2 separate regions of the Homo sapiens genome follow, and region 2 is linked to region 1. Evidence: chromatin loops called from intact Hi-C (ENCODE). Cell type or tissue: heart right ventricle. All regions are shown on one strand. Links, peaks and the distances in the headings refer to the core of each region. The heading gives the core; the rest is flanking DNA.

Region 1 (14,936 bases), core at 6,631-14,630:
GGCTGCAGTGAGCTATGATCGTGCCACCGTACTCCAGCCTAGGCAACAGAGCAAGACCCTGTCTCTAAAATAAAATAAAATAGGCCGGACGCGGTAGTTCACACCTGTAATCCCAACACTTTGGGAGGCTGAGGCAGGTGGATCACTTGAGGTCAGGAGTTCGAGACTAGCCTGGCCAACATGGTGAAACCCTGACTCTACTAAAAAAATACAAAAATTAGCCAGGCATGGTGGCGGGCGCCTGTAATCCCAGTTACTTGGGAGGCTGAGGCAGGAGAATTGCTTGAAACTGGGAGGCGGAGGTTGCCGTGAGCCGATATCATACCACGGCACTCCAGCCGGGGCGACAAAGTGAGACTCCGTCTCAAAGAGAAAAACAATAATAATAATAATATAAATATAAATATAAATATAAAATAAAAGATTGAGTAAGTGAAATTATTCAATATAAGATCAGAAAGAAAAAAGATTGAAATAAGTGGTTAGCATAGCAGGGACTTGTGGAATAATAGTAAAAGGTCTAACATTAAGGGCAGTGGAGTCTGAGAAGTAGAAGAGAGAAACAGATTTGGACCCAAAAATTAATTGAATAAATAATGCCTGAAATTTCACAAACTTAGAGAAAGACAAAAGCACATATGTTTAAGAACATGATGAACCATAAACGAACCATAGGATAAATTCAAAGAAAACAATATTGAAACATCATAAACTGCTGAAAAATAATAATGAAACCATGGAGGCCAGAAGGGTGGAACATCTTTGTTAAAGAACTGAAAGAAAACAACTCTATATCTAGCAAAATATTCTTTGGGGATGAAGGCAAAATAAAGATTCCCAGATGAGGGCAAATGAGAATTTCTTGCCTACAGATCTGCACTAAAAGAAATGCTAAAGTTCTTCAGGTTCAAAAGACATGATACCAGAAAGACATGTGGAACTTCAAGAAGGTAGGAGGAGCAATGGTAAAATGCGGTTTTATCACTTCAGTAAACATGTATGATTGTTAAAATTGTATTATCTGTTGAGGTTTTCAATATGGCAGTTATAACATAATGGAGGAGGGTAAGGGACCTATGTGGTTGTAAGCCTTCTATATTTTATTTGAAATGGAAAAATATTAACTCTAAGAAGACTGTGAAGGGTTAATTAAGTATGTACACTGTCATCCCTGCAGCAACCATTAAAAACATAACACAAAGAGATACTGCCAAAGTTCCAACAAAAAATCAAAACAATGTTTTAAAATACCTAAATAATTCAAGAGAGGACAGGAAAGAGGGGATAGAAGAAAAAAAAAGAAGAGAAGAAAAAGAGAAAACAACAAAATAGTAGACCTAAATATAACCATACCAATCACTACAATAAACATAAATGCTCCCAACATGCTAATTATAAGACCCAACTATAAGCTATAAAAAATAAAAAGGTGAAAAAGATATGCTATACAAATAATAAATTGCAGTGGATATATTAATATCAGGCAAAGTAGACCTCAGAGTGAGGAATATTATCACGGACAAGAAGAAGATACAATGATAAATGGCATCGATTCAGAAAGAAGACACAAAAGTTGTAAATACTGAGCTAATAAGAGAACTTCAAAATGCATGAAGAAAAAACTGATGGAACTGAAAGTAGAAATAGATAACTACATAATTATAGGTGGAGACTTAAACTCCTCCTTAGTAACTGACTGAACAAGTGGTCAGGAAGTCATACAGAAGACCTGACTAATACTATCTACCTACTTGACCTAGTTGACATTTATAGAACATGCCGCTCAGTAGAAGAAACACATTCCTCTCAAATGCACATGGAGCACTCATCAAGATAGGCCATATCCTGGGTCATAAAAGAAACCTTAAAAATGTAAAAAAAAAAAAAAACAAACAAACAAACAAAAAAAAAACCTCACGCCTGTAATCCCAGCACTTTGGGAGGTCGAGGCAGGCAGATCACGAGGTCAGGGGTTCAAGACCAGCCTGGCCAGCATGGTGAAACCCCACCTAAAAATACAAAAAATTAGCCAGGCATAGTAGCGCACGCCTGTAGTCCCAGCTATCCAGGAGGCTGAGGCAGAAGAATTGCTTGAACCCAGCTGGCGGAGGTTGCAGTGAGTCAAGATCGCGCCACTGCACTCCAGCCTGGGCGACAGAGCGAGACTCTGTCTCGATAAAAAAAAAAATGTAAAAAAACAAAGTATACAAAGTATGCTCTCTGATCATATGGAATTAAACTGGAAATCAATAACAGCAAGATAATGAAAATCTCCAACTATTTGGAAATTAAACAACACTGTTTTATATAATCAATGGGTTCAAGAGGAAGTCCCAAGGGAAATTAGAAAATATCTAAACTAAATACAAATGAAAACACCACATATCAAAACGTGTAGGATGCAGCTAAAACAGTGCTTAGAGGGAAATTTACAGCATTAAATACTTACATCGACAAGAAGAAAGGTCTCCAAATCAATGACCTGGTTTATGCCTTAAGATAACAGAAAAAGAGGACAAAGTAAGCCCAAAACAAGCACAAGGAAGGAAATAAGATTAGAGCAGAAATAAATATTTTTAAAGAATAGTAAAACAAATGAGAAAATAAAGCAAGAGGTCGGTTCTTTAAAAAGATCAATAAAACTGATAAATCTCTAGCTGAACTGACAACAATAAAAAGAGAAGAGACAAATTATAATAATTAAAGAAGGGTTATCACTACAGACACCAGAAACATTAAAAGGATAAGGAGATACTATGAACAACTCAAATAAATTCAAGCTAAATAAACCTAGCTGAAATGAAAGTTGGAAGACACAGACTATGTGAAGAAAGAGAAGACCTGAATAGTCCTGTATCAATTAAAGGAATCACATTTTTAGTTTAAATCCTTGGGGAAAAAAAAAAATCAAAATTCCAGCCCACATGACTTTACTGGCAAATTCTACCAAACATTTAAAGAAGAAATAACACTATTCTACAAATTATTTTCCCAGAAAACAGAAAAAGAGAGAACATTTCCCAACTAATTTGATGAGGCTAGCACTAACCCAATACCAAAACCAGACAAAGTTAGTAGAAAGAGAAGAAAACCACAAACAAACATATTTCATGAATATAGACATACAAATCCTCAAACAAAATAATATCTTGCTGCTTAAGTCTCAAGTTGGGGAGGGAAAAACAGCAAATCTAATCCAACAGTGTAGAAAAAGAATACACTGGAGCCAACTGGCATTTATCTCAGGAATGCAAAGCTGATTCAATATTCAAAAATCATTCAATGTAAACTCTCATGTTAACACTAAAGAAAAACCACAGGATCATATAAGTTAATATAGAAAAGGCACTGGGCAGAATTCAACATCCATTCATGATTTTTAAAAAAACCCTCAGAAAGCATAATCCATAAGATAAAAAACACAAATTCACCTTCCACAAAATTAGAAACCTTTGCTCTTGAAAAGAGATTTTTTTTTTTTTTTTGAGATGGAGTCTCGCTCTGTTGCCCAGACTGGAGTGCAGTGGCGCGATCTCGGCTCACTGCAAGCTCTGCCTCCTGGGTTCACGCCATTCTCCCACCTCAGCCTCCTGAGTAGCTGGGACTACAGGCGCCCACCACCACACCCGGCTAATTTTTTGTATTTTTAGTAGAGACGGGGTCTCACCGTGTTAGCCAGGATGGTGTTGATCTCCTGACCTCGTGATCCACCCGCCTCGGCCTCCCAAAGTGCTGGGATTACAGGCGTGAGCCACCACGCCCGGCCTGAAAAGAGATTATTAAGAAAATGAAAAGACAATCTATACAGATGGGGAAAAATATTTTCAAATGATGTATATGGCAGATAATTTATATACCAAATATATAATTTTCAAAATCCACAAGGAAAACACACTCACAAAATAAAACCACTAAGAATGGGCAATAGATTTGAACAAACACTTCACCAAAGAAGATATGCAAATGGCAAATAAGGACATGAAAACATACTCAACATCTTTAGTCGCTAGGAAAATGTAAATTAAAACCACAATAAAATGCCATTACCTACTTATCAGAATGGCTAAAACAGAAAAGACTGACCATTCCAGTTGCTGGAAAGCTTATGAAGTAATTGAAACTCTCATACGCTGCTGATGGGATTATAAAATGGTACAACCCCTTGGGAACAAAGTTTGGCTATTTCTTTAAAAACCAGTCACATACTGGAGACAACCCAAATGCCCATCAACAGCAGAAGAAACAGAGCTATATCCACACCTGGATATATCCATCCTTGACAATGACAAAGTAGGAAGTACTGATACATGCTTTAATGTGAATAAATCTCAAAATAATCATGTCAGGTGAAAGAAGCCAGAAAAAGAGAGTAAATTCTGTGATTCTATTTATGCAAAATTCTAGGAGATACAAACTGACCTACAGTGACAGAAAGCAGATTAAAGGGAACCTGGAGAAGAGAGGTGCAGGGAGGAAGAAGGGAGGGGCATGCAGAGACGCAGGAAGATACTTTAGGCACAGTGGGTATGTTGGTTGTCTTGAGCGTGGGGATGGCGTCACAGACGCCGCACTTGTCAAACTGTCCACTTGAAATATGTGCAGTTTATTGCATACGCAATTTAATTGCACAATCTATTTTTGTGCTCATTAAAGGAAATGCAAGAGCAACTAAACAATCCAATTAAAAAGGCATAAAAGATTTGGCCAAACACTCCACCTAAAAAGATGTGCAAATAAGCACAAAAGGCAACTCAACATCATAGCCATTAGGGAAATGCAACTTATGCCCATAATGAAATACCACTACATACCTACTAGAGTGGCTAAAATTCAGAAAAAAACTGTCAAAACCAACAAAACCAAGTGCTGGCAATACTGTGGGGCAACTGGAACCTTGTTGGTGAAATGCAAAATGGTGCCCACACTCTGGAAAAGAGTATGGCAGTTTCTTATTTATTTATTTTTTTATTTTTATTTTTATTTTTTTTTTGAGACAGAGTCTCGCTCTGTTGCCAGGATGGAGTGCAGTGGCACAATCTCAGCTCACTGCAACCTCCGCCTCCCAGGTTCAAGCGATTCTCCTGTCTCAGCCTCCTGGGTAGCTGGATTACAGACGCCTGCCACCGCGCCCGGCTAATTTTTGTAGAGACAGGGTTTCACCATGTTGGCCAGGATGGTCTTGATCTCCTGACCTCATGATCCACCCGCCTTGGCCTCCCAAAGTGCTGGGATTACAGGCATGAACCACTGTGCCCAGCCCAGTTTCTTATAAAATTAAATATGCATTAACATGTTGCCCAACAATTCTACTCCTAGATATGTATTCTAGAGAAGTGAAAACTTATATGCAAACAAAAACCTGTACATGAATGTTTATAGTAGTTATAACTAACCACCCAAAACAGAAATGTGAAAACTATAATCTCCTAAAACAGAAAATAACCCAAATGACCATCTATGGATGAATGGAATACTATTCTGCAACAGAAAGGAACAAACTATTGATAAATGCAACAACGTGGGTGAATCTCCAAAGAACTGAGTAAAAGGCTACACACTATTTATATGGCATCCTGGAAAAGGCAAAAGTATAGGTACAGAGGACAGACCAGTGACTGTCATGGATCAGAAGGAGGGGGAGGGGATCACTGCCAAAGGGCAGCAAAAGGCAGGGTTTTGAGAGAATGAGAAGTTTTCTGTGTCCTGATTGAGGTGGTGTTGACACAGACATGGGTTAGGACTCACTGTAAGCGCACACAATAATAAAGATAATAACAATAATACAGTAGTTCCACCTTATCTAGGGGGGATGATGAATGATGATGATGAAAAGTATCTAGGGATACTTTTCAAGACCCCCAGTGGATGCCTAAAACCATGAATAGTTCTGAACCCTATATACACCATGTTTTTCCCTACAGTGTACATATATACCTACGGGAAAGTTTAATTTAAAAATTAGAGACAGGCACAGTGGTTCATGCCTCTAATCCCAGTACTTTGGGAGGCCAAGGCAGGAGGATCACTGAGCCCAGGAGTTCAAGACCAGCCTGGGCAACACAGGGAGACCCTGTCTCTACAAAAAATAATTAGCTGGGGCAGGGCACAATGGCTCACACCTGTAATCCCAGCACTTTGGGAGGCTGAGGCAAGCGGATCACCTGAGGTCAGGAGTTCAAGACCAGCCTGGCTAACATGGTGAAACTCTGTCTCTACTAAAATTACAAAAATTAGCCCAGGCGTGGTGGCAGGTGCCTGTAATCCCACCTGCTCAGGAGGCTGAGACAGGAGAATCACCTGAACCCAGGAGGTGGAGGTTGCAGTGAGCCAAGATCGTACCACTGCACTCCAGCCTGGGCAACAGAGACTCCGTCTCAATAATAATAATAATAACAATAATAATAATAATAATAATAAGCCAGGTGTGTTGGCACATGTCTGTAGTCCCAGCTACTCAAGAGGTTGAGGTGGTAGGATCACTTGAGCCCGTGGAGTTTGAGACTGCAGTGAGCTATGCTCACACCACTGCACTTCAGCCTAGGCAACACAGCAAGATCTTGCCTCAAAAAAAAAAAAAGTATACTATGATAAAAGTTATGTGAATGTGGTCTCTCTCTTACAATATCCTGTTGTATTGTACTCACCTATTTTCAGACTGCAATTGACCATGGGTAACTGAAACCTCAGCAAAAGTGTAGATGAGAGGGGAGCTAGTGTCGTAATAAAATGCCCATGAGTCCACACTGAGGTAAAGAAATGACTAAATAAACAAATCTCCCAAACAGAAGAATTCCACTTTATGCAGACACTCTACCATCAAGGAGGAGTAGATAACTCCCAACCGTTTAAATATGGGTTATGCAGTGACTCCCTTCCTAAGAGGAGAGTACGGAAAGGAGAGAAAAACAGCCACTTTACAGCAGAAACACCTGACAGATACCACCTCCGCCAGGTGATGACGCTCAGCATCAGCAGGGCTAGGTCATGCTGACCACACGTCCCACTGACATGATAGAAAATCCAGGAATGGGCCAGGTGCATGGCTCACACCTGTAATCCCAGCACTTTGGGAGGTCGAGGCGGGTGGATCACTTGAGGTCAGGAGTTCGAGGCCAGCCTGGCCAACATGGTGAAATGCCGACCCTACTAAAAATACAAAAATTAGCCAGGCATGGTGGCACGTGCCTGTAATCCCAGCTACTGGGGAGGCTGAGGCAGGAGAATCGCTTGAACCCGACAGGCAGAGATTGCAGTGAGCCGAGATCGTGCCATTGCACTCCAGCCTAGGCGAAGAAGCGAAACTCCGTCTCAAAAAAAAAAAAAGAAAGAAAGAAAAAGAAAATCCATCCAGGAATGGCATTCAACCTTTGTGCTTTTCTTCCCAAAACCCTTAAGCTCAGTCTAATCGTGAGAAGAACACAACAAATCCCGGTGGAGGAACATTTTACAAGAGCCTGACCAGTGCTCCTCAAAACTTAAGGTTATCAACAACAAGAAAAGTCTAAGAAGTTGTCCTGGCCAGAGGAGCCTGGGGAGACAGGAGAGCAAACGCAGTGTGGGGTTCTGGATGGGATTCTGCAACAGAAAAGGACATTAGGGCAAATTCAGGAACCCTGGATGAAGCCTGGACTTTGGTCACTAACAATGCATCAATCCTAGTCCATTAGTCATGCGCAGAGCAAGATGCTGACAGGAAAAAGGGCTCAGAAATGCGTCCGTGCACAAGGTTCACACTCAACCACTGCTCTTGGCCACAGTCTCACAGGTTATGTTTCAAATAAAATATATTGTACAAGATTCTTGTGCTATTTTTTCTTGTGTTACAGTTAATGGTATTTAATTTACACTAATGTATTATGAAACTTCAATTCCTGTTTCTGGCTTTGGAGTCAATTTCTATCTCTACTCAAGGTGACTTAAACAGACTTAATGAGCCTGGGCAACATAGCAAGACCCCCATCTCTACAAACAAATAATTTAAAAAAATCGGCCAGTTATGGTGGTGCCCGCCATGATAGTCCCAGCTATGTTGGTGGCTGAAGCAGGAGGAGAGGATCACTTGAGCCCAGGAGGTTAAGGCTGCAGTGAGCTATGATCACACTACTGCACTGCAGCCTAGCCTAAAGAGACCTGCCTCTAAAATAAACAAACAAAACAGACTTAATGTCAACTTTTACACGCTTTTCCCATTCCAAATAATTTACTATCTTATTTTTGCCCTAATATAAATTCATCAACAGTGCCCCCTGGTACAAGCTAGTAGTTATTCGGTTAAGCAAATGAGCTGATGACTTTTATGACCATCGTTACTTCCAGAAGGTGTCCCCAGCCAGCTGGGGACAGAAAGAGCACTGATCTAACCACTGTTGCGCTTCACCAGCCCAGCCCACCTAATTTCTCTATGAAGTAGCACAGCCGTTCTAGCATGAAGATGTTGAATTGGCTGGTCCTCCAGGCCAGCAAGAACATGAAGCCAAGGCCATGAGGCCTGAGGCAGGCACACAGGTGGCTGGTGAATGGGCTCCCTCCCACCTCCTGCTCATCAGGCACCTCCCAGGCTACACCTGGAACCAGAAAGGCACTCCCTGGACAGGCCTGTCCTGAGCAGAGACCTCAGTGTCATCCCCTGCCTTCCTGGTGAGGAAGACAGCAGCAGTAAGGCCCAGAATCTCAGAACTGTCCGCTGCATTGCAGCCTCAGCCAGCGACCCTGATCTCCCAAAAAGCCTCACACACACCACTCCAAGAAGCTGCATCAGACACAGAGCCCTGGGCTATCCCAGTCAGTTCACTGGCACACATCTCAGTGCTGCTGCTTCAAACCAGGAAACTGAGGTCTAGATACACCCTTCCCCATCTCTGAAATGCAGGGAGATCAGCGGGGAGTCAGTGGGGGCAGTCAGAGACTAGCCCCCAACAACCCTTCTCAGTCACTGATGTCTGCCCACCAAGGCCTCGGGGGCCAGGATTGCTTCCATGGCCTTGGCTCTCAGCCCAGGACGGGGGTGGGAGCAGCCTGGTGAGTAATGCCCAGGCCCCCAAGAGGTGGTCCTGCCATAAATAATGCCAAGGACACATCCCCCTTCAAGGGAGGCCAGACCTGCCAGGGAGGGCTGCAGAAAAGCTGCACTCTAGCTGCAAACAGGAAGGGATGAGCCTGCTCAGATGGTGAGGTCCCTATCCTGTTACCTGCCACTCACGGCCACAAAGGACCAGAAACCCTCCCTGGGCAAGGAAAACATGCTGCACCTCCCTGTTTGGACCCACGGCTACCAGGGCCAGCTACTGGAGATACCAGGACTCTGCTAGTGTCACCTGGCCTGGGAAGGACCTAAGCAGCTCAAGCTGGCCACACAGCAGCCACAGCCCTGGCCATGGCCCCCACCTGCCCACTCCCACTGCAGCCAGCTCCCTGTCCTGAGCACGGGAAACAGGTCTACCAGCACTAACTCAAACTTCACAAAGAAACCATTTCTGGAATGGGGCTCCGTTTGGCGATTCGGAGTCAAAGGCGCACTTCATAGCTCCTTTCCAAATCCCGTGCATTGTCAGGCCCTGTTCCCCTTTGAAGCCTCGCTGAGTGATTGAAGCGTCTACTTTCTGAGGGGCAGATAGCACCGGGCTGGTAATCTGACTCTAAGCCACGGGATAAAGGTAGTTTGTTTCCTCTCAGCCCGTCTGTCAACACCTCCTCAGTAATTAGCCCTAATTATTACAGAGGGCCAGCCTCCCATTCGGTTATTAAATCAGAAATAGTATCACGGCTGGGCATCTGTCAACGCCCCGACTGGCGACCTTCGATTCATTGAATCCTCTGTCAGTATCCGCCTTTGGAAGCGCCCAGGCGGGCAGGGAGGCAGCGGCTTCAAAGATGCAGATCCCAGGAAGAATTCCGGTGAGGCAGGGAGGCAGGGAGGGCCGGTGCCCAGCAGCCCGATGGCGAGGGGGAGCCAGGCACCGCCCCCCGGGCAGCAAGTGCACAGCCCAACCCCAGCAATTTCCCACCTCCCAGGGCTGACCGATGTCAGTCTCTCTGTGGCGGGGAATAAGGTATGCCCCCCAAGAACTCCTTCCCTTGGAGAAGAAAGCACCTCCAGGCCTGCATCAGGCATATCCGTCTCAGGGAGTGGCCCTGACTGACAACTTGGCCTGAGGCCCACAAAGCCCTGAACCAGCTCAGTGCAGGGAGGGGAACCCGAGCCCCGGCTGCCCAGAGCACTGGTAAGCTGGCAAATCTGCAAAGCAGAACTCAGATTCCAGCCATAGACACGATTTCCATAGTGGAGATGAGAGTGCTACAGTCCTGTAGGCCCCGACGAAGGACAGCCACCCATCTCCCTTCTGGGTCTGAGTCTGTTCTCCATCCTAGAGAAATGGTCATTTGCTCTGCCACAGGGGCCTTCTGCTCTGGCAAAGCACCTCCACCCTGCTCCCCTAGGGTATAGCTGCCCCCCAGCAAGATTCACTGCCTCAGGCCAGGGGCCGGCACTGACCTCACCTCACCTGGGGCAGTGGCCCAGGTGCCCCAGGGCTGGCCACCAGCACTTCTCCAGAGACTGAGACCCACAGTGCCCCACCCAGGACTCCTGGCCTGCAGTGAGCCAGGTGGGGCCCAGCACGGTGCCTACATGCTGAACCCCACCAGGTCTGTGCCGCCCCCTTCCAGATAGGCCCTGCTGCGTGTGAGGGAGGGTCCCAGAGATCAGTCACTTTTGCTGGGGACACGCCCAAATGGCGTGATTCGTTCCCGAGCAGAGACAAGCAAGTTCCTCTAGACAGCCCACTGCAGCCTGTTCTCCCCCGAGGCACTGCCAGTCCCTGCTGGGTGCTCTGCCAGCACTTTGGGTCCTCGTGGCCACCAACCACCCACCACGCTGGCAGGGGGAGTGGGTCTCATGGAGACAAGGACATGGATTAGTTTTCTTCCTTGGGGATGCCTGGAAGCCTCATGGCTGGGGCATGAGGAGTGACCTGCTGGCCAGCTCCACAGTCAGCAGGGGCGCCAGGCAGGCGCTGAGGCTGCAAGTCAGACTTCTCCTTTGCACTGGGACACGGGCTGCCTCAGCTGAGCCAAGAGGAAATGCCAGCGTGAGGAGCCACCAGGCTGCAGAGGCAGGCAGGATGGGCAGGCGGGGTCTCTCTGTGAGCAGGCATCTCACGCTGTGGCTGGGGATGTCCGTCGCCCCAGGAGCGGGTCCCAGGAGCCTGGCAAGATGGCAGGAAGGAAGCCTGACTTGGACATTGTTAGCCAGCCTGCCCCAGGCACTTACGGGCAGAGGCAGGAACCCAGCCAGCAGAGGGACCGGCCTTTTTGACCCGGGTGAACACACGGAAAAGCTCACTGCTTTACAGGAAGCGTGACATCCCCGTGCACCAGTTCAGCCTCTGCTCAGAGGCCTGGTTCATGTAGGCCAGCTGCCGATCCCATCAGGGAGAGACAACACTCACAGAGGGTGCAGGATGGGGACCAATCCCCTGGGGCTGGTGCCCCTGGCCTCGGGGATGGGGATGTGCCCTGGAAACTTGGTCGGAGCTGGAGGAGGGGTCCCTAAGCAAGCTGGGGCTGACACTTTCTGACAGGGACTTGCCTGTGTGGCTCCTCCTGTGGCGGAGGCAACCTTGGGTGGAAAGGGGAGGTCCCCTATCACACACAGGTGGTGGTGTGGCCAGGTGTATGTCTCATCAACTCCCGACCACCCAGCTGCATGCAGTCAGCTGTGCACATGCTTACATATGCATGCCAGCAATGTGCTTGCCCACATCCACAGACATGCGAATGAGGACAGAGGCCAGCCTCCCACTCGCTCTGCCCTGTGGGTGCTGCAGGTGGACCCCTCACTGAGGGCCCCCCCTATGCACAGCCTGTGAATAAAGAGCCCTGGCTCCACAACCCACAAACACTCCCCAGTCCCCTGCAGTGCTCAGACACAGAGGTGAGGTGGGCAGCGCAGGCACAGCAGGGGGCAGGGGAGTCAGATGTCCTGTGCACCCAGCTGGCAGCCCCACCAATGGGGACACAGAAGAATGTGGCAAGTGCATGAGCACCCATCATCCACAGGCCCCAGCCCTGTGCTGGGGGTGGTTCCTGAGGCCAGGAGGAAAGGAGCCGGCCAATGAGAACACCCCACAGGCCTGGGCTCTTCCTTGGCCAGCCCCTACCCACCGTGTCCCTGTAATAGAGATGATGTAGCCCAAAGAAAAACTAAGGGAGCAACGGGCCCTGCTGTCCTGGAGAGCAGGCTTGGCCAGGCTGTCCAGCGACAAGGCACCCCCGAGGCCTGCACCAGGAGAGTGTGAACACTGCTGGGGCTGGGCAAGGGCCATGACACCATCCTCGCTGCCTCTGCATTTGTGATCCAATGTGTTTTAAAACTTGCAAAGACAACTTGAAAAATGGGGACATGGATGGTTTCCCTATGACATAAGCAAGACTTAAAAGCTAGAATAACTAGTAAGGGACAGATCAGACCAGAGAGCAGGCGGGTAGGCCAGGCATGGCTCACGGGTGGCTGCAGCCAGACTGTGAGTTGCTGCAGCCAGCAGCTGATGCTGAGGTAGGCCCTATGGAAAAAGGTGAAATGGGATCCCCTGTTGGTCAGGACATAATAGGTTATGCTGTGGAAAACACAAGCCCCAAACTCAGTGGCTTCGCACATCAAAAATTTATTTCTTGCTCATATTACATGTGCATCGCGGTCGGCAGAGGGGCTCTGCTCATCACAGGCTATCAAGGATGACAGCAGACCCCTCCCTTCTGCCGCAGTTACACTTACAGGTGGACTCAAGGTTGAATGTCAAAGGCAGAAAGTTACAACCTGGGAATACAGGATAATGCCTTTGTACCCCCCAGGTAGGGAAAGATTTCTTAAGTGAGAAACAGCATCCCATACAGCACAACTGGGCACTGCCTACTCAACAGCCAAGGCTTGGCCATCCCCACTCCTCAGTATGGGCCCCAGAACCCAGGGCCTGGGGGACTCTGCACACAGGCATGTGGAGACCACAGAAGCCTGCCCAATATAGCGCTGCCAGGAACAGCAAAGACAAAACCAGAGAAGCCTATCGCGGGCACCGCTGTGGGCAGAACTATGTCCCTTCAATATTTTTATGTTCAAGTCCTAACCCCTAGTACTTACATTTGAAGACAGGGTCTTTAAAGAGGTAATTCAGGGTTAAATGAGGTCATGAGGGTGGGCCCTGATCCAATAGACTAGTGAGCTTATGAGAGATTAGGACACAGACACAGACAGGGACACGGCAAGAAGATGGCTATCTGCAGGCCAAGGAGCGAGGCCTCAGGAGAAACCAACCCTGCCCACACCTTGATCTCAGGCTTCTAGCTCCAGAATCATGAGGAAATGTCTGTTGTTTAAGTCCCCTAGCCTGCGGTCCTTTGTCAGGCAGCCCCAGCAGACAAACAGGTATGTTGCCCTGGGATGGATGCAGGCCCCTCCCATCCTCCCATCCTCAGCAGCACCAACCAGCCCCACGCTGGGTGGCTGCTTGTACTTCTCCATACTGAGCACCCCAGCCCATAGGATGATCAGCTGCTGCCGTCCTATGGAACTCAGGTGTGGCTCTGTGGCTTCCTTTGGCCACAGAAATGGAAGTGGGGTGACACACATTACTTGTGGCCTGCTGTGGCCTTTCCCCTGCCTCAGTGAGCATGGAGAAATATGTCCAGGTAGGCTGTCGTCAGCACAGGTCTGACAGGCCCCAGCCACGGTGGCCCACAGGTGCAAGCAAGAAATAAGCAGTGCCAACTGTAGCCGCTGCGCTGTTGGAGATCTTTGTTACTGCAGCACAATCTGGCTCATGCTGACTGATCCTGCAGGGTAACAGCTTTATTTGCCTTGCTCCTTTATTGCTGGATCTTTGGGCTTTTCCAGTTCTGCTGTTCAAAAAACAGTGACACCCATGAGGTGGGTGTTAGAGGGCCCAGACCCCAGCCAAGGCACTGCATGGGCATCATTCTCATTCAACCCTTCTAACCACCCCATGAGGAAAAACTCTGGTCACAGCTCAAAAAGGTCAGGTAAGGACCCTCAGCTCATGCGGGGAGGGGAGGAGGCAAGGCCAACCTCCAGTCCCTGCTCTAAACCCCCATGTAGTGGTACCGAACCATGACCACCCCTGGCAAGAGCCTTCATGCACCTAGCAAGTAGTCACAGCATGCATGTGCCTAGAATTGTTACGTGGTCAAATTATATTATTGTGTATTCCCACCAACAGTATGAGAAGGTCCACTTCTCCATACCTCCACAACTCTGGGCATCTAAAACTTTTAAAATCCTGGAATCATAGGCAAAAAAAAAAAAAAAAAAAAATTCACCCATATTTTCCTCTAGTACTTTCATAATTGTAACATTGAAATCTTTAATCTGGAATATGTACTGGCATAAAGAGTGAGGCACATACATGGCTTTACTATTTTCCAGAGGGCCAACTGCTTTTACTGAATAATCCATTTTACTCGTTAATTGGAAACACCTCTAGCCTGTACTAAATTTCCATATTTATTTGGCCCGTTTCAAAGTCCTCTATTCTCTGCTCATCTGTCCACATCTAAGTGCTTTAACTATTGTGGCTTTATAAAATATTCCAATATCCCATAGGACCTTATCCTTAGTACTTCCTATTTTAAAGTTTTCCTTGCAGACAGGTACTTTAAATACCATCTCACAGCACCCATCATGTCCTATCTTCAGGAAATAAAATCTCTGGGTATTTCCAAGGGAAGTGAAGGACTGACACCATGATTAGAAAGCAGAGCCAGCACCATGGCCCGTCCCTGAGCATGTCCAGCAAACCCTGCCAGGCTCTGCAGCTCCTGAGCACCCTGCCTTCGGGTCTGCCAGTGTGTGGGGGCCAGAAGAGAAAAACAACCCAGGGGGAATGCCTCCTTCCCCCAGCAGGAAAGCAGCTTGGTCATCATCT
Region 2 (15,684 bases), core at 3,990-11,989, 49 kb after region 1:
AAGCCAGCTTGCGGGAGGCCGGCTCCAGCCTCTGTGCTCTGCTCAGCCGCAGGAATTGGGTGCCGGGAGGGCTGGCACCGGTCGGGGATCAGCCCAGACACAGGGGATGCCAGCCCACATCAGAGGAAGGAGCTGGGCCCCATGGGCAGGGCTGGGGCACGAAGGAGGGGCTGTGGTCCCTGCAGGCCGGGGGCTCACGCTCAGCCGTCTGGTCCCTCTCCAACCTGGTGTCCAGCCCACCAGGCCCAGCACTTCCTGGTGCCTGCTCCGTGCCGGAACAGAACATCTGACGCTGCACCCACACTCTCCTCTGCACGCTTGCCTGGCTGGTCCTGGGAAGCCAAGAGCACTCATCATGTTCCTCATGGTAACTATGGCACTATGGCAACTACAGACCTTGCAGGTGCTGACCAAACCCTGTCCCCAGGTCCCGAAGGAAATAAAGATAAATTTAAAAGTAGTCACAAGAGATAAAAGAGGCATGGAAATAGGTGGCCCATCCAAAGCCAGGACTCTTCCGCACATGCTCTGTGGATCACTCTGGGAAGTCGGTGGGAATGTAATGGAGCCACTAATGTGAAAGGCATGACAGCTGGACAGGCTGGATGGCCAGGGGAGAGTGGGCTGCGCGGCACAGACACGCCTGGCCCTGCAGGGACTCCACAGCCCTTCGGGAATGAACAGCAAAAGAAGAGTGAGTGGCCTGTGGCAGGCAGCAGGCTCAGCCCTGAGGAGGGCAGCCGAGGGCACAGTGGGGTTAGAAGCTGGGCTGGTGGGACGTGGCTGGGAGTGGGTGCAGGGAAGAGGCCAGCTCCACTTGGGTGGGGCCACGTCCCTAGCCGTGGCCAGCCCTGATGGCAGGACACCAGGCCCTGAGCCCCACTATGGGTCTTGCTGAGCAAAGGACTGGGCAGTGGCCAGAGAAGGGCCAGATCTCCCTGCTGGTGCTGGACAGCCAATCAGGCGTCCTAGGCCCTACTGGCTCAGGCCTGGAGCCCTGCAGGAGGTTGGACGACTTGTGCCAAGGTGGGGACCCACTGGGGCCCGAATGCTGTGAGCAGCAGGATGCAGGTGGCTGTGCCCAGTCAGCTCCCCACCATTTCCCTCCTATGCCAGGATAAAGCAGTTGTGCCTGGTCAGCTCCCGACCATTTCCCTCCTATGCCAGGATAAATGTGCACTATTCAGGCCATTTAGGGAAAGAAGGGTGCCTGCACCGGTGTCTTTCGCCCTGCATGTTGTGCTCAGAGCTTTCCCAGCTGTGCCTGTGGCCCACTGCAGGCCTCCCCATGGGGCGGCTCTGTGCTCCCTGCAGCTCCGTCCTCGAAGCCTTGGCTCTGGAGTGCCCAGTGCAGCATTTGCCAAGTGCTGCTGAATGGCCCCTCCTGGGGTAGGACAGGCACTCTCAAGGCTCTGCTTCCTAGACACCACCAGGATGGAGACCTGGGGCACCAGCTTGCCATGTGTCAGTTGAGTTCCTGGGGCAGACCCTCAAAGGAAGGGCGGCCAGCTGAGTGGGGGCTTCTGGGCGCAGGGCAGTCCTTAGACTCTGTTCCTTCCTGGGGCAGGCGGCGCACAGCACTCTCTGTCATGCTGCTTTAATTTGCACTTCTTTGATGACTAGTAAGATGAAGTAATTTTTGGCCACGTGTTTATGAACTGTATTTCCTCTTTTGTAAATTACCAGTTCCTGCCTTTTCTCATCCATTTATAGGCATCTTCACCATGTTCCTTCTTTGTAAGAGCTTATTACGTAATGGATACATGACACTCTGGCATATTTTCTGCAAACGACAAGGGCATTAAAATTCCAGGTACAGCTCTTCAGGCTGTATTCATGAGCAGTCGTGGGCCACGGGATTCGTGGGCAGAGGAAGGGCACCAGCTCTGTGTTCCTTGTGCACATGAAGCAGGAGGGCTCATAGGCCTGCATGCTGTGGACTTAGCTGAGCGGCACAGCTACATCAAGGGCACCTTGAAGGACATGCCCCTGCTGAGATGGTCTCCAGGATCCACACCAGTTTAAGCAGCAGACAGAGCTGTCCATCACCACCAAGGGCCTCCACACGGGCCAATTTCTGTTTGTGTACTGTAGCAAGAGGGCCCAGCTGGACGTCGGCAGCGTCCTCCCTGCAGGCACCACACCTGTACCATCAAGCGCTGCCTGGAGGAGAGGCTGAGACTGGAACTTGTTAGCCTGGGCCTTTGAGAACTACACCGCAGTCACCTCCCCTAGCCCGGAAACCAGGAAGACTTACATGAAGCTGCCCTCCAAGAGGATCATCTCAGCCAACAGAGCTGTGGTCAATGTGGGAGCCAGAGGTGGCCGAACTGACCAGCCATCCTGAAGGCAGGCCATGCCCACTACATATAAGGCAAAGAAGAGCTGCTGACCATGGTGCAGAGTATGGCCGCAAGCCCCAAGGAACGTCCCTTCAGAGATGGCAACCACTGGCACGTTGGCGAACCTGCCACTGCAGAGATGTCTCTGCTGGTAGCAAAGTGGGTCTCATTGCTGCCCACTGGACTTGGTTCAGAATTGGGGCTGATGGGCCCAACAAAGTTTGTCCTTCTGCCAAAAAAATAGTAATTCCAGGTACAAATGGACGTGCTCACTTCCTATGTATATGTGTGGCTGGCCCACAACACTGACACTCAGGAAGCACTGGGCTGAGCATCTCTGCAGCCCGGAGCTGCCTCCAGCCCCAGGCCCAGCAGTGCAGCACCCCTGACGCAGGACAGCCCATCTCCATGTGTGGCCAGTGCTAGGAACAGCCGTGCAGGGCAGCCCTCCTCTGATCACAATGAGAGCCCCACCAGCTGCTGTCAATGGCCCAGGAGATGGAGGGCAGCCACCATGCTTGTCCAGCCAGCCTGGCCCCAAGGAGGGACCAGAGAAGGCTGAAGCCCAAAAACCACCCACACAGTCACCATGGGTCACTCCCATCTATTCTGATGGACACAGGGACACGGGGACGGCCAGCCGCATGCAGTATCATGCGCCTCTCTCATCCATGATGGGAAGAACAGGCATGCCCTCTGATTTCACGCCCGCCTGGGACACATTTTCCCAAGAGAAGAGCAAGGAGGCAGCGCCCCAGGTGAGAGGTAAGTGCCAGCAGGAGTACAGCAGGGTGAGCCAGTGGCTGTGATCCAGACAGAGGCAGCCAGGGCCAAGCACTGCGCCTGAGGACGAGGGTGTGGGAGTGGGAGGCTCCAGGGCCGGTGGGCGATGCGAGGCGGGCACGGCTTCACACACAGGCCCTGTGGGCCACCTGGCGACTGTCTCATGAGGCATGTGGCCCCCAGAGCCAGCCACCCTCACGGGGCCTGGCCTGCCACTTGCCCCAGTGAGGCACCTTGGACCAGGCACAGAGGAGCGTATGCCTTTGGAACTGGACTTAGATTCTTGAAGCTTATTATTTTAAAATATTTATCTTCTTTTTTTTTTTTTTTCTGGAATCGCACCTTCTCAATGAGCCCCGGGCCCCTACCCGCAGCTATGAGCCCACCAGGGGGAAGGGGACGCACCTGCCCTGCTGGCCTCAGGTCCCATCGAGACGCCATGTTAGTTGAATAAATGAGTGAGCCCCTGGGCCTCAATGGGACCTGATTGGCCACTTGCTGTGACTGCCAGCAGCCACCAGGGACCCCTAGGCCGTTCCAGGGATGTCTCATACCCAGGGCGGCTCCTTGGGGGGTGGGGGTGAGCTTCCCCTCAGGCAGCATAAGGGCCTTTCCTACTCAAGCTGCCTATGTGCATTATGATGTGTAAGACCCCACAGTCAGCCTTGGAGTACGGCGCAGCCCCCAGCTCAGGCCCAGAGGACCCCCAGGAAGGAGCGTGCTCTGTGGCGAGTGGTCATTATTGCTTTAACAGTTATTATTAGACCGGGTGCAGTGGCTCACGCCTGTAATCCCAACACTTTGGGAGGCTGAGGCGGGCGGATCATGACGTCAGGAGTTCGAGACCAGCCTGGCTAACACAGTGAAACCCTGTCTCTACTAAAAATACAAAAATTAGCTGGGCGCGGTGGCGGGTGCCTGTAATCCCAGCTACTTGGAAGGCTGAGGCAGGAGAATCGCTTGAATTCGGGAGGTGGAGGTTGCGGTGAGCCAGATCGCGCTCCTGCACTCCAACCTGGGCAACAGAGCTAGACACCGTCTCAAAAACAAACAAAAAACAATTATTATTATTATTATTATTATTAATTATTTGAAAAGAGGTTTCACTCTGTTGCTCAGGCTGGTCTTGAACTCCTGGGCTCAAATGATCCTCCCACCTTGGCATTCCAAAGTGTTGGGATTACAGGCATGAGCCACCTCACCCGGCCCTTTAACAATTGTTAACATAATTGCAATTGTAACAGGTTGGCTGCCCCAGGGCACCTGCAGACATTAGAGGGTGCATGGTAATATGCATAAATGGTGCTGACCTATCTCTAGAAGACTTTTCACCATGTTGTTCTTTTTTTTTTAATTGGTTTCCACTCAGTTCTAATCATTAAGTACTGAATTTGTCATGGTAACAAGACCCAGTTGGACAACCATGTATGCAGGTGCCGGCTGGCCTGTCAGATAGCTGTGGGCTCTGGACATAAGTGTGAACTAGCCCTCAAGCCAAGCGTGGGGCACCAGGCTGGTGGGTAAGCACAGGGCGCTGCCTCCTGCTACTCTGGCCTGGCCTCTGTGAGGTGTTAGCACCACCATGAGCTAGGGCTGAGCCAACAGTGCTGTCTCAGGAGCAGCAGCGCACGCCCGGGGCCACGTGGTGTGGAGGGGAAGGCCGCAGCCACCGCTCATAGGAAGAGCTCCATGAATGTTCATCTTGGCCCCACTTCAAAAAATATCAAACTCACAATGGAGGCAGATTTGGGTCTCTCTTGATGTCATTAATTACAAACTAAATTTGCACTAAAATAAAAAGGTGTTAGACTATCAAAGAGGGGCCTCCGATCCGTGTCACCTGCTCAGGGATGGCCACTCCACCCTGAGAGCATGGAGGCATGTGGATGCCAGGGTCACTGCTGGGCCCATCCCCACCGGGAAGAGCATAGCCACAAACTTGGTTTCACGCAGCTGCAGCAAGGCGCATCCCTGAGAGCAGTCCTGATGGGCCCACCGCAGCCCCCTCGCCCGGGCAGCATCCACACCCACCGCGGCCCCTAAGCCCCAGCTGCACCCACACCAGCACAGAGGGCATCCAGGAGGAGCCGCCCCTTCCCTCTCACCAGGCTTAGGATGCTCCCACCCATCCCCAGCTTGGTTCTTGCTTTCTGCCCTTTCCTGCTGCCTGGCACTCAACAGAGGGACAATCCGCAGGGACTTGTGTAGCTGAGTCTGCGGTGTACGGGAGCCATCAGCCGAGCACAGCTGAGCAAAGACAGTTGCCTGCCGTGTACATGCCAGCAAACAGTGCCTGGGTGGAGAGAGGAGCCCAGGGCTGCAGCCCACCCTGGCAACAGCTCCCCTCCTGGGCACCGCCAGCCCCCATCATCATCTCCTGGGCACCCCAGTCTCTCTGGCTGTGGTCCAGGCACACGTGCCACGTGGGGGAGACTATACAGGGGCAGGCTGTGGGGGTGGCCTCTGTGTGGTGCCAAGAGGAAGCCGGGAAGCCAAGCTCCCATGCTCCATGCATGTTGTGTTTCAGGCTCTGATGCTGGTTTACACACAGGTGGACATCTCTGAGTTATCTAAGATAAAGCCCAAAGAGGAAATAGCTTCAGTGGCTGGGGTAAGATCCAGACGGATTCCTTCCCTGGGTCTCGTCTCACCTGCCATATCACAAGGCCCCAGGCAGACCTGTGGCCACCCTCCCTGGCACTCAGGCACAACAGCTGCCTGGCTGTGGGACCCCCAGGTTTAGCGAGTCCCCTCCTGTGTCTGCTGGCTCTTCTGGCCATGGGCAGGACTCCTGTGGTGCAGGGAGGGATACGCCAGAGCCTTCAGCATCTCACCCTCAAGAGAGGGACAGAGAACCATCCAGAGGGGCTGGGGACGCCAAAGGGGCACATGAAGATCTCAACTTCCAGTTTTTCAGGGCTGCAGTCCAGAGGCAGTCTGTCCCTTCTTTAAAACCAAATCTAAACTTAACTGCACTTAGAAGCCCCTGCACTGGGAGGCGTTTGCTCAGGATGCCCCAGCCTGGCCCTGCTCCCCTAGACAGCCAGGGATTCAGGCCACAACTGGTTAACTCAGCGGGCGAATTCGAGCCCGCAGCAGTGCTGGCTGACTGTCTTCACTCAGCGCTGTAATCGGCACATCTGCAGACAGGAAATCCTCCTCACTGAAGTTCCCAGTCTATTATCTGAGACACCTGGTGTGGGCGGGTGATTCAGAGACAAACAATGAGCGGGGGCCCCCTGCACAGCAATTAACTGCTTTAACTGCTAATATGTTTAATCCACCACGTGGAGATCAAGGCTGCGTCGAGGAAGGGGCTCTGGTCCTCCTCTGCTTCCAGACTGCAGGGCCCACTTCGCAATGCCAATGTCCATGGTCCTCGCCAGCTGCGGCCAGGCGCCAGGCACACGGGCAACGGGCAGGGCCAGCACTCGGCCCCACACGGGAGCTCTGTGCAGCACCTGGGCCCCTTCTGTGTGTGTGTGCACCGGGCACGGAGGCATCCCCCCTTCCTGTCGGAGCCCAGCTTGTGCGGACGTAGTGCACACCCGGTACAGGAAGCAGAGTCGGAGATGTTGGCATTGCCAGCTGTGCCGCCCCTAGGGCGCTTTATTTTAACCTCCCAGAGTGGATCATCCTTTATTGCAAGTAGAAATAAAGCTTGGTTAAAGGCTTATCGTACAAACCAGCAGAAAACGCTCGCAGTTGCTGACCTGGGAAGTGGCTCCTGAATGTTTACAAAACCTGGCTCTGAGCAGCAGCGAAGTCAGCACATGCCCGAGCGGCCCCCAGCAGGCGCGCAGAAGCCGCGCCGCCCTCGGGAAGCAGGGTCAGAGGCCAAGGACTGTGAAAAGCTTCCACCCCCAGCATCAATCATGCCAGGCAGACTGTCTGGGGGATGCTCATTTTGAAAGTACAAAAAAATAAAACAGACTCCTAGCAAGGGAGGATGGGCGTGCAGGCCACGGCAGCTCTGCTGAGTAGGGAGGGGCCTCGCTTGTTGCCTGCCAGGCTGACGCCCCGGCTTTCCGGGGACACAGCCCCCGGCCCATTGGTCTGCTACATCCCTATGGGCTTGGTCGAGGGCTGCCCCTCGGTTCAATGGCAACAGCTCCCTTATGCTGTGGGTGAACGGAGGTGTCAGCAGACAGAGGAGGAGGGCTAGGGCGCGGTGGGAGGGAGAAACTCGCCACCTCCCCTTTAGAGTGGAGTTTATTTGGGAATGACAGTAGGAGGATAAATTTTGAAAGAAAAATAAAGTGGAGTTTAGGATGAGAACCATCAGTACACTCCAGAGTCCAAAATGTTACCTAATCCTTCGTAGTGTTTATCATAATAAACTTACTTAAAATCTACTTTTACAACGTGGCTGAGAACATTGCTCTTGCTGACTGATCACCTCCGGGCCAAGAGCCCTGCGTGCGCTCAGGCATCTCAGGTCCTCCCCGGTCATCACCTCTGCGCTTGTGTCCACTGCACAAAAGTGAAGCCTCAGCCGCTCCAGGCTGGTTTCCTTTCTGATTTCCCATTCCGAGTGACTGCTTCAGAAGTGCATCACCCTATGACACAGCTTGTGCCTCTGGGAGCCCTCCCCCAGGAGACACTGACCCCTGGCCAGCCCCACGCAAGCCCGGTTAGCTGATGGAGGTGGAGGCAGGTGATCTGAGAGGGACCCTGGCTCTGATCTTGGGCTCTCGCAGGGGACAACGGACCAGGCTCAGCACAGAAAGGCCTCGGAGAACTAACAACACTGACTAGGTTGCTCCCGCCTTCAACATGCAAGTTGACAGGGTGATTGGGAAAACTAGGAGCCTAAACTAGACGGCCAGGCACCGAGGTGGGTAGGACATCTGAGCAGGCATGCTGTGTGTGCCGCCACCCACCCTGACGAGGACCCGCAGCCCTCCTTGCGGCGGCCCATCTGCAATGGCCTCCTCTGCAGCAGGCCTGGGACAGAGCAGTGTCTGGGCGATCCCTGTTGGCTCCAGCTGCCCCTTGCCAGTCCCGTCAGACAGCCCCGGCCCAGGCCTGGGCACAGGTATCCCCTGGCTGTGTCCACACTCCCCACACCTGCTCGGCCACTGCCCCATGCAAAACCGGACCTACACCTGACAGAGAGCAAGAAGGTGAGACCAGACTGTGCCCAGCAAGTTGTAGCCAGCCCACGCCTGGCCGGGAAACGCCCAGGCCTCTGCCCAGCACTGGAAGGGTGATGTCTTTGGAAGCCTTCGAAATGTGACTTCTGGAAAGGCCTGCAAAATGCCACTCCTGGCATGTGATGACCTGCCAGGCCCAAAGGGACCCACTGGGAAACACTGAAAGCCACGAGAAGGCTGGACAGAACTTTAAAAACTCTGTGTCATTTTTATGTGCTGAAAACAGGCGGCTTGTGCACACCCATGTTCACAGCAGCATGATCCACAACAGCCAAAAGACGGAAGCAACCTAAGTGTCCACTGACAGATAATGGACACACATACAACTCAGCCTTCAACAGGAAGGAAATGCTGGCACATGCTACACAAATGCTAACTCTAACAAATGCTGCAACATGGATGCACCCTGAAAACATTGTGCTAAGAGAAATGAGCCAGTCACAAAAGGACAAACACTGCATGATTCTACTTACATGAAGTCCCTCGAGGAGTCAGATCCATAGAGACACACAGTGAAGGGTGAGTGCCCGGGCAGCAGGGAGTGAGTGTTTAATGGGGACAGAGCTCAGTTTGGAGATAATGGAAAAGTTCTAGAGATGGATGGTCATGCTGCTTGTACAATATGAACGTACTTAACACCACTGAACTATATACTTTAAAATGCTTAAGATGATGAATTTGATGTTATGTGTATGTCACCATAATTTTTAAAACTTTCAAATCCATATCATTTTTATGTTAAAAACAACAAACTAGCTTGGCTGGGCACAGTAGCTCAAACCTGTAATCCCAGCACTTAGAAGGCTGAGATGGGAAGATTGATTGAGCCTGGGAGGTGGAGGCTGCAGTGAGCTATGATCACACCACCACACTCCTCCTAGGCAACAGAGAGAGACCCTGTTTCACACGCAAAAAAAGAAAAAAACCTAGCTGGAAAGCCTGAAGCAGCAAAACATTTAATATGCTAAAGAAAAAATACATACTGGCCAGGTGCGGTGGCTCACACCTGTAATCTCAGTACTTTGGGAGGCCAAGGCAGGTGGATCACAAGGTCAGGAGATTGAGACCATCCTGGCCTACATGGTGAAACCCCGTCTCTACTAAAAATACAAAAATTAGTCAGGTGTAGTGGTGGGCGCCTGTAGCCCCAGCTACCCAGGAGGCTGAGGCAGGAGAATCGCTTGAACCCGGGAGGCGGAGGTTGCCACTGCACTCCAGCCTGGGCGACAGAGCGAGACTCCATCTCAAAAAAAAAAAAAAAAAGAAAAGAAACATACCAAGACTTAAACCTGGAAGGTGACAAGTAGGATTTATGTGCTGAAACCTTAATAAGCAATTGCTCAAGGGCCAGGGAAGGCGAGGATGATTGCCTAGTTGATCCTCGATGAGGACACCTGGCTGATGCCGTCTCAGTCTCTTCTCTGGTTTTTTCCAGCATGTCCCACGGTGGTGGGGAGACACGCAGAGATGCAAGGTGCTGGGGATGGCAAGATGGGCACAGCCTAGTGTGAGTGCCGCCCCACAGGCCTTCACGGTTGCTCTCGAGGTGCACTGGGGAGCGGCCAACCCGCCTGGCAGCCAGCAGGATGGGGGAGCCCTGGGAGGTGACAGGAAGTGGGGCAAAGATTCTCCATGCACCTCGGGGAGACCAGAGACAGAGCGTGTGGCTCGACGTGCCCTTACCTATGGCCCACAGGACGGTGTCAAAGGTGCCCGTGTCCTCCTTGCCGGTGGTGCTGTCCTCCCAGGTGACCTGCAGCTGGCCATCAGGGAGCCTCCTGACCCGCGAGGGGGCACAGCCCCTCAGGAACCGGGTGCCATGAGATGCCATGTGCTCTATGACCATGGAGGACATTTGCTGCAAAGCACAAGAAGACAGGCCATGAAGACCAGGTGGCCGTGGGAGAGAGGCTCTGGCCCTGCCCTGCTCTCGAAGGCCTCAATGAAGGGCGGAGAGGGGTCTGTGCGGAAGACGGGGTGAGACACCCTGCCCCCTGCTCTACGTCCTCTTGCTCTCTGTGGAGTGTCTAGCCCCTGTCCTGGCTCCAAGTCCTCAACCCTGGGCCCTATGGTCAGGATTCACTCAGCCTGTGGGCTCCTCTCTAGATGCTAATTAACTAAGTCTTCATCAGCCAGATACGGTCACACCTGTAATCCCAACCTTTTGGGAGGCTGAAGTGGGAGAATCCCTCAAGCCCAGGAGTTTGAGGCTGCAATGAACTGTGATCACACCACTGCACTCCAGCCTGGGCGACAGAGTGAGACTCTATCTCTAAAAGAAAAAATAAGCAAGGCCGGGTGCGATGGCTCACACCTGTGATCCCAGCACTTTGAGAAGCTGAGGCGGGCGGATCACGAGGTCAGGAGATAGAGATCATCCTGGCTAACACGGTGAAACACTGTCTCTACTAAAAAACACAAAAAATTAGCCAGGCGTGGTGGCAGGTACCTGTAGTTCCAGCTAACTGGGAGGCTGAGGCAGGAGAATGGCGTGAACCCGGGAGGTGGAGCTTGCAGTGAGCCGAGATTGTGCCACTGCACTCCAGCCTGGGTGACAGAGTGAGACTCTGTCTCAAACCAAAAAAAAAGAAAGAAAAAAAAGAAAAACAACCAAATCCTGGTACATCTACACATTTCTTTAAAAAACAAAAACAAAAAACTTAGTCTTCACTAAAACCAATGGCAGAGAAGCGTGCCTTCCCCCAGGAGCTGTGCCCTGGTCCAACAAGATGGCCCCTGCTCCTGGCCCACCCCTCCACATGTGGCCAACATGCCCCTCTGCCATCCAGGAGCCAGGAGGGTAGGTAGGAGACTCTGCTCCCGCCTAGAAATGTAGGCACAGCAGGCTCAGGTCCAGATCAGGGACAGAGAGAGTCCTGCTTCTCCCTCCCGGCCCAGGAGGCCTGTGCGCCCCAAGTCCAGCTACAGATGGGGGCCCTGTTCCCAGGACAATGGGGACTTGCACGGACCAGCAGTGAAGCTGGCCACAGCTTCTGGTTTCAAGAGGAGAAAAACAGTCACTGCTAACATCCTCTGACACCTGTGCGGGTGTGCCAGCTGGCTCTAGATGGCGTGTGTGGGAGTCTGGCCCGCCGGGCAGGGCTGGCTGTGCTGCAGAGGGGCTGCCGCACAGGCTGTTCATCACTCCTGCACCCCTCCAGAGGCCTGGAGGGCATGGCCATCCCAGGCTCTGAGGGAGAACCATGGAGCCTGTCCAGGACACAGGGTCCCTCGCCCCTCAGCCTGGCTGCCTAGACTGTGCATCCTCCTTGCCTGGGCACGGCCCCCATTCTGCAGGCCCCTTTCCTCCTCCGTCCACTGCCAGCTCACCCTCCCCACATCTGAAGGCTCTGAGGCCTTCCTAGACACTGCGTCCCTACCACAGGGCTCGGTGGGTTTGCACTGAGGGACATGATGGGAGTGTGCCATAGCTTTAGGATGGAACAACACATGGCCACACGGGTGGAGGGACACGTCTCTGAGTCAGCCTGGGGGTGGCACTGGGAGTCTGGAGATGACAGGCCTGGCTCCTCCCACCTCAGGTGACCTCCTCAGGCTCTGTGAGCTGAGGGTCGGCCGAGGACCTGTAGCAGGGCCTGCAGATCTGCACAGCTCACCCTGCAAGGGGCCTCCTTCGTGGCAGTCATGGAGTGTTTGACATCTCCACAATGACAACTCCAGACTTCTATTTTAACAGGAGACTTTCCCTTGAAGAGTTTTTAGCTAAAAAAAGAAAATCTCTATTGCTCCAATCTAGGAGCTCGTCCTGCTGGCCACATGAGTGTGTGTACCCCAGACACAGATGAAGGCCACTGTACACAGCGCACCTGTCCAGAAGCCAAGATCCCACGGGCTGTCTCGGAGCCAGCGCTGCCCTGTGTCCCTCACCCCAGCTCACACATTACAGCTTATTTCACCCCCACTCCCTCAGAGGGGACAGGCAAGGGGAGAGCAGGGAGTTGGGGGTCTCTGAGGTGGGGCTAACACTTCTGCAGCACACACCGGCCTCTTACTAATGGGACGACCCGGAGGGTGACCTGCTCTGCCGGCACAAGGCTGGGCTGAGCCTCCCTTCACTGTGCCTGTGGTCGGCTGGAGGCCTCTGTGCAGCTGTGCGCCCCACTGCCACCCTCCTCCCTCGCTCCGGCCGAGTGTCTGCATATTTCCTGGACAACCTCCTCATCCAATTCAAGGGTTATCTCTAAAGATTCAGGCATCACTCGTGGCCCATGACTGCACTGCACCTGCCTGGGAGGGGGCTGTGGGAGGAAGGCCTCAGAGCCACAGGGGCGGGAGCTGGGGCCTCCAGCACTACCTGGTCGAAGCCGCGGAGGGGGATGCTGCGCATCATGATGGTGGTGTCCAGCCCAATCCCGGTGAGGAAGCCAGCACACTCCAGGGCCACATCTGTGGGGTGCCAGCTAAGGAGCACTGTAGATCCCAATTTTGGAAATGATGGGACAACACCCCAGGGCCCTGTGCCACAGCCCACACCCCACCCATCCATGGCTGGCCCTGGAGGAGGCTCCCAACTCAAGACCCCCACCTCCACATCTCAAGTGCACAGGCTGGGGTTAGCAAGGAGCCGCCAAGCAGCACCCACGGACTAGGCCGGCCTCTGGCCTCTGCTCCCATGTGCTGTCCATCCCGGCTCCAGGGCGAGGCCTGCATCCTGGTGGATTCCAGTTGGGATGGAGAGGAGTGGCTGGTTCAGGGAGGACCTCAGCCACGGGAGATGCCAGGCAGCTGCTTTCTTCCACCTGTGCTCTCAGCCAGCGGCTTGGGGCTTTTTTTTTTTTTTTTTTTTTTGAGATGGAGTCTCATTCTGTTGCCTAGGCTGGAGTGCAGTGGCATGATCTCAGCTCACAGCAACGTCTGCCTCCCAGGTTCAAGCGGTTCCCCTGCCTCAGCCTCCCAAGTAGCTGGGACTACAGGCATGAGCCACCGCGCCCGGCCAGGGACTTTCATCTCCCTCAGATGTCCCCTTGACCCCAGGCCCTCCTGCAGCTCCTCTCCTGACCCTCCCTGTCTAATTGTCCCTTCTGAAGCAATGGGTCCAGGCTGGGGCTGCTCTTGAGGGAGGACAGCCCAGCTGCCTCATGGCCATGTCCAGCTGTCCCAGCTCAGGAAGAGCCTCCAGGAATCCCTGGCCAGAGGTCAGCCTCAAACTGTCCCCAGGCACAGTAGATCCTCCACGCCGAGAGGCCCAGTAAGTGCCGATCTGAGGCAGCAAAGAGCCTGCCGGAAGGGCGGGTGGCAGGGAGGGACTCAAGGGAAGGAGTGTCCAGTTCCCAGGACGGCCACCTGCACGCTTGCAAAGGATACAGCTGGCCCCGACCACCAACCTGTTAGAGAAACAGAGAGAGAGCACATGTAAAGCTGAGGCCCTTATTGACCAAGTGCAGTCAGAGCAGAACCCCGCAGCCTTTGCCCAGGCCCTTGGTCAGCTCGTGGGCTCCAAGGTTACTGTTCAAACAGCTTGCCCCAGGGGACAAAGCCCACTTTCCAAGGCTACACTGTCAAGCATGTTGTGAATCAGCAAATCGCCTGGTGGTGAAGGGCGTGTGTGTCAGTGACAAGTGGTACCTGTCCCCTGGAAGGCACCCGGAGGCATGGAGAAACATCCACCAGAGCAGCACATGGCTTTCCTTCTCTCCCCCCGGGGCCTCCTGGGCTAGGGTGGAAGCTGGGAGATGCTTGGCAGGATGGGGAGGCCACCAGACCGCAAGGGAAGACATCATCTGAGCAAAGCACTCTCAAGACCACAGAAGGCTGGGCCCTTCCATGTGCCAGAGGCACATCCAACCCTATCACAGCTAGGCGCAGGGCCAGGAGGGCCAGCTCCCCAGAGAGGGGACTGAAGGACCCCAGGGACAAGGGAGGCAGCACAGGACACTGCGACCAGCAGTCATTGGAAATATTTGCTCTTGTAGTGAAAACCCTCTATTGTTCAACCCCACACTCCACATGTGTTTTGCATGCACATGTACTCACGCACACTTGTATGTGCACACATGCCACACACCTGCATGCACATACTCTTACACGGGCACAAATGTACACACACACGCACATACTCGCATGGGTACATTCATTCATATATACATATGCACACACTCATGTAGACACATGCATGCACACACATGCAAACGGGCACAGAACCTAACACGAACAAGAACTCCCAGCGGGGCAGCTGCACGTGGGTGGGCTCCCACATTACCCTTCAGTCTTTGAACAAGAGGAGGTGATGTAAGGACGGATAAGCCCAATGTCATTGCTAATCCCAGCAGGTACTAATGATATAATTCCATTTCAAAACACGGTGTATCCCTTGGAATCATTCTGCAGGTGCCCTGCGGGAAGCATCTGGCATGCAGCTTCCTCACTGTGGCTGGGGACAGAACCGCACCACTGTCAGGATTAGGGTGAGCAGACAGAGCTCTGTTGGCCGGCTGAGCACAAGGTGGTTACATGCCTCACTCAGCATGTGAGGACAGCGAAGGGGGACCCTGGGACCCCCAGCCAAGCAGGATTGCAGAGATGCATTCCCAGCCCCGCTCAGGGCCGGCAACACTTGGGAAACAGGCACCACGGTATGCACGCACTTCCACACATGCACACACACATAGGCACCACATACACATCTCTACACGGAAGTGCACTTCCAAAATGGCGAAACCAAACTCTTTTTGGACTTGCTATATGCAGTGAAAGGTACAAGCTTTTGTTTAAGATATGAAGTTATGGCCAGGTGCGGTGGCTCACGCCTGTAATCCCAGCACTTTGGGAGGCCGAAGCAGGCAGATCACGAGGTCAGGAGATCGAGACCATCCTGGCTAACATGGTGAAACCCCATCTCTACTAAAAATACAAAAAATTAGCTGAGCATGGCGATGTGCGCCTGTAGTCCCAGCTGCTGGGGAGGCCGAGACAGGAGAATGGTGTAAACCCAGGAGGTGGAGCTTGCAGTGAGCCAAGATCGTGTCACTGCACTCCAGCCTGGGCAACAGAGCAAGACTCCATCACAAAAAAAAAAAAAAGATATGAAGTTATGAGTTACTGCAAATATAAACAGAACTCTGCTGCTTTGCATATCCTGCCCTAAATGCAAGGGTGTAACTGGGCGAGAGCCCATTGTGTGGTGCCCTTTGCCCCCTGCTCCCAGAGGTGGCTGTGCATGGGCTAGATGCTTCCTGCTGGGCTGTGCAGGCACTGGCAGAGTGAGGCCAATGCATCCCCTCTGTGGGCAGCTGGGCCCCTGCACGTCAGGGCCTTCCTGGCCCTGAAGGCCAACCCTTCTCCAGGAATGGGCCCTGCAGCTGCAGGATGGGGGCCAGGCTGCTCTCCGGGCCTCCTAGCTCATTGCTAGGGATACAGCAACACACCCTCCTGATTTTGCCACA

What was found. Peaks named below come from ENCODE experiments on the same cell type or tissue, not always from the same donor. Only the 100,000 strongest peaks of a DNase experiment are listed, where the experiment ranks them.
Region 2: it touches region 1 in a loop (5-fold over the local background); 25 of 110 quality-filtered maps call a loop at or near these places.

The regions. Positions count from the first base shown.
Region 1 is chr22:19,833,500-19,848,435 of GRCh38, forward strand. The region is part of intron 2 of GNB1L (G protein subunit beta 1 like); the gene reads right to left. It overlaps RTL10 (retrotransposon Gag like 10), which reads right to left. Exons shown (of 3, transcript NM_024627.6): 3 at 12,647-14,936. Among named protein-coding and RNA genes, the nearest start is that of GNB1L, 14 kb to the right of the region's middle. RefSeq lists enhancers at 10,510-11,023, 11,024-11,536, 11,537-12,049. In heart right ventricle, for the core only: no CTCF peak of the experiment used is centred there; a DNase peak (open chromatin) is centred at 11,123; H3K27ac peaks cover 1,684 bases.
Region 2 is chr22:19,885,443-19,901,126 of GRCh38, forward strand. TXNRD2 (thioredoxin reductase 2) reads right to left here. Exons shown (of 18, transcript NM_006440.5): 9 at 13,607-13,626; 10 at 12,597-12,688; 11 at 9,965-10,139. It also overlaps the pseudogene RPL8P5. Among named protein-coding and RNA genes, the nearest start is that of RTL10, 38 kb to the left of the region's middle. RefSeq lists enhancers at 5,114-5,622, 5,623-6,131, 6,132-6,639, 6,640-7,148, 10,765-11,403 and silencers at 6,873-7,282, 7,449-7,653. In heart right ventricle, for the core only: no CTCF peak of the experiment used is centred there; no DNase peak of the experiment used is centred there.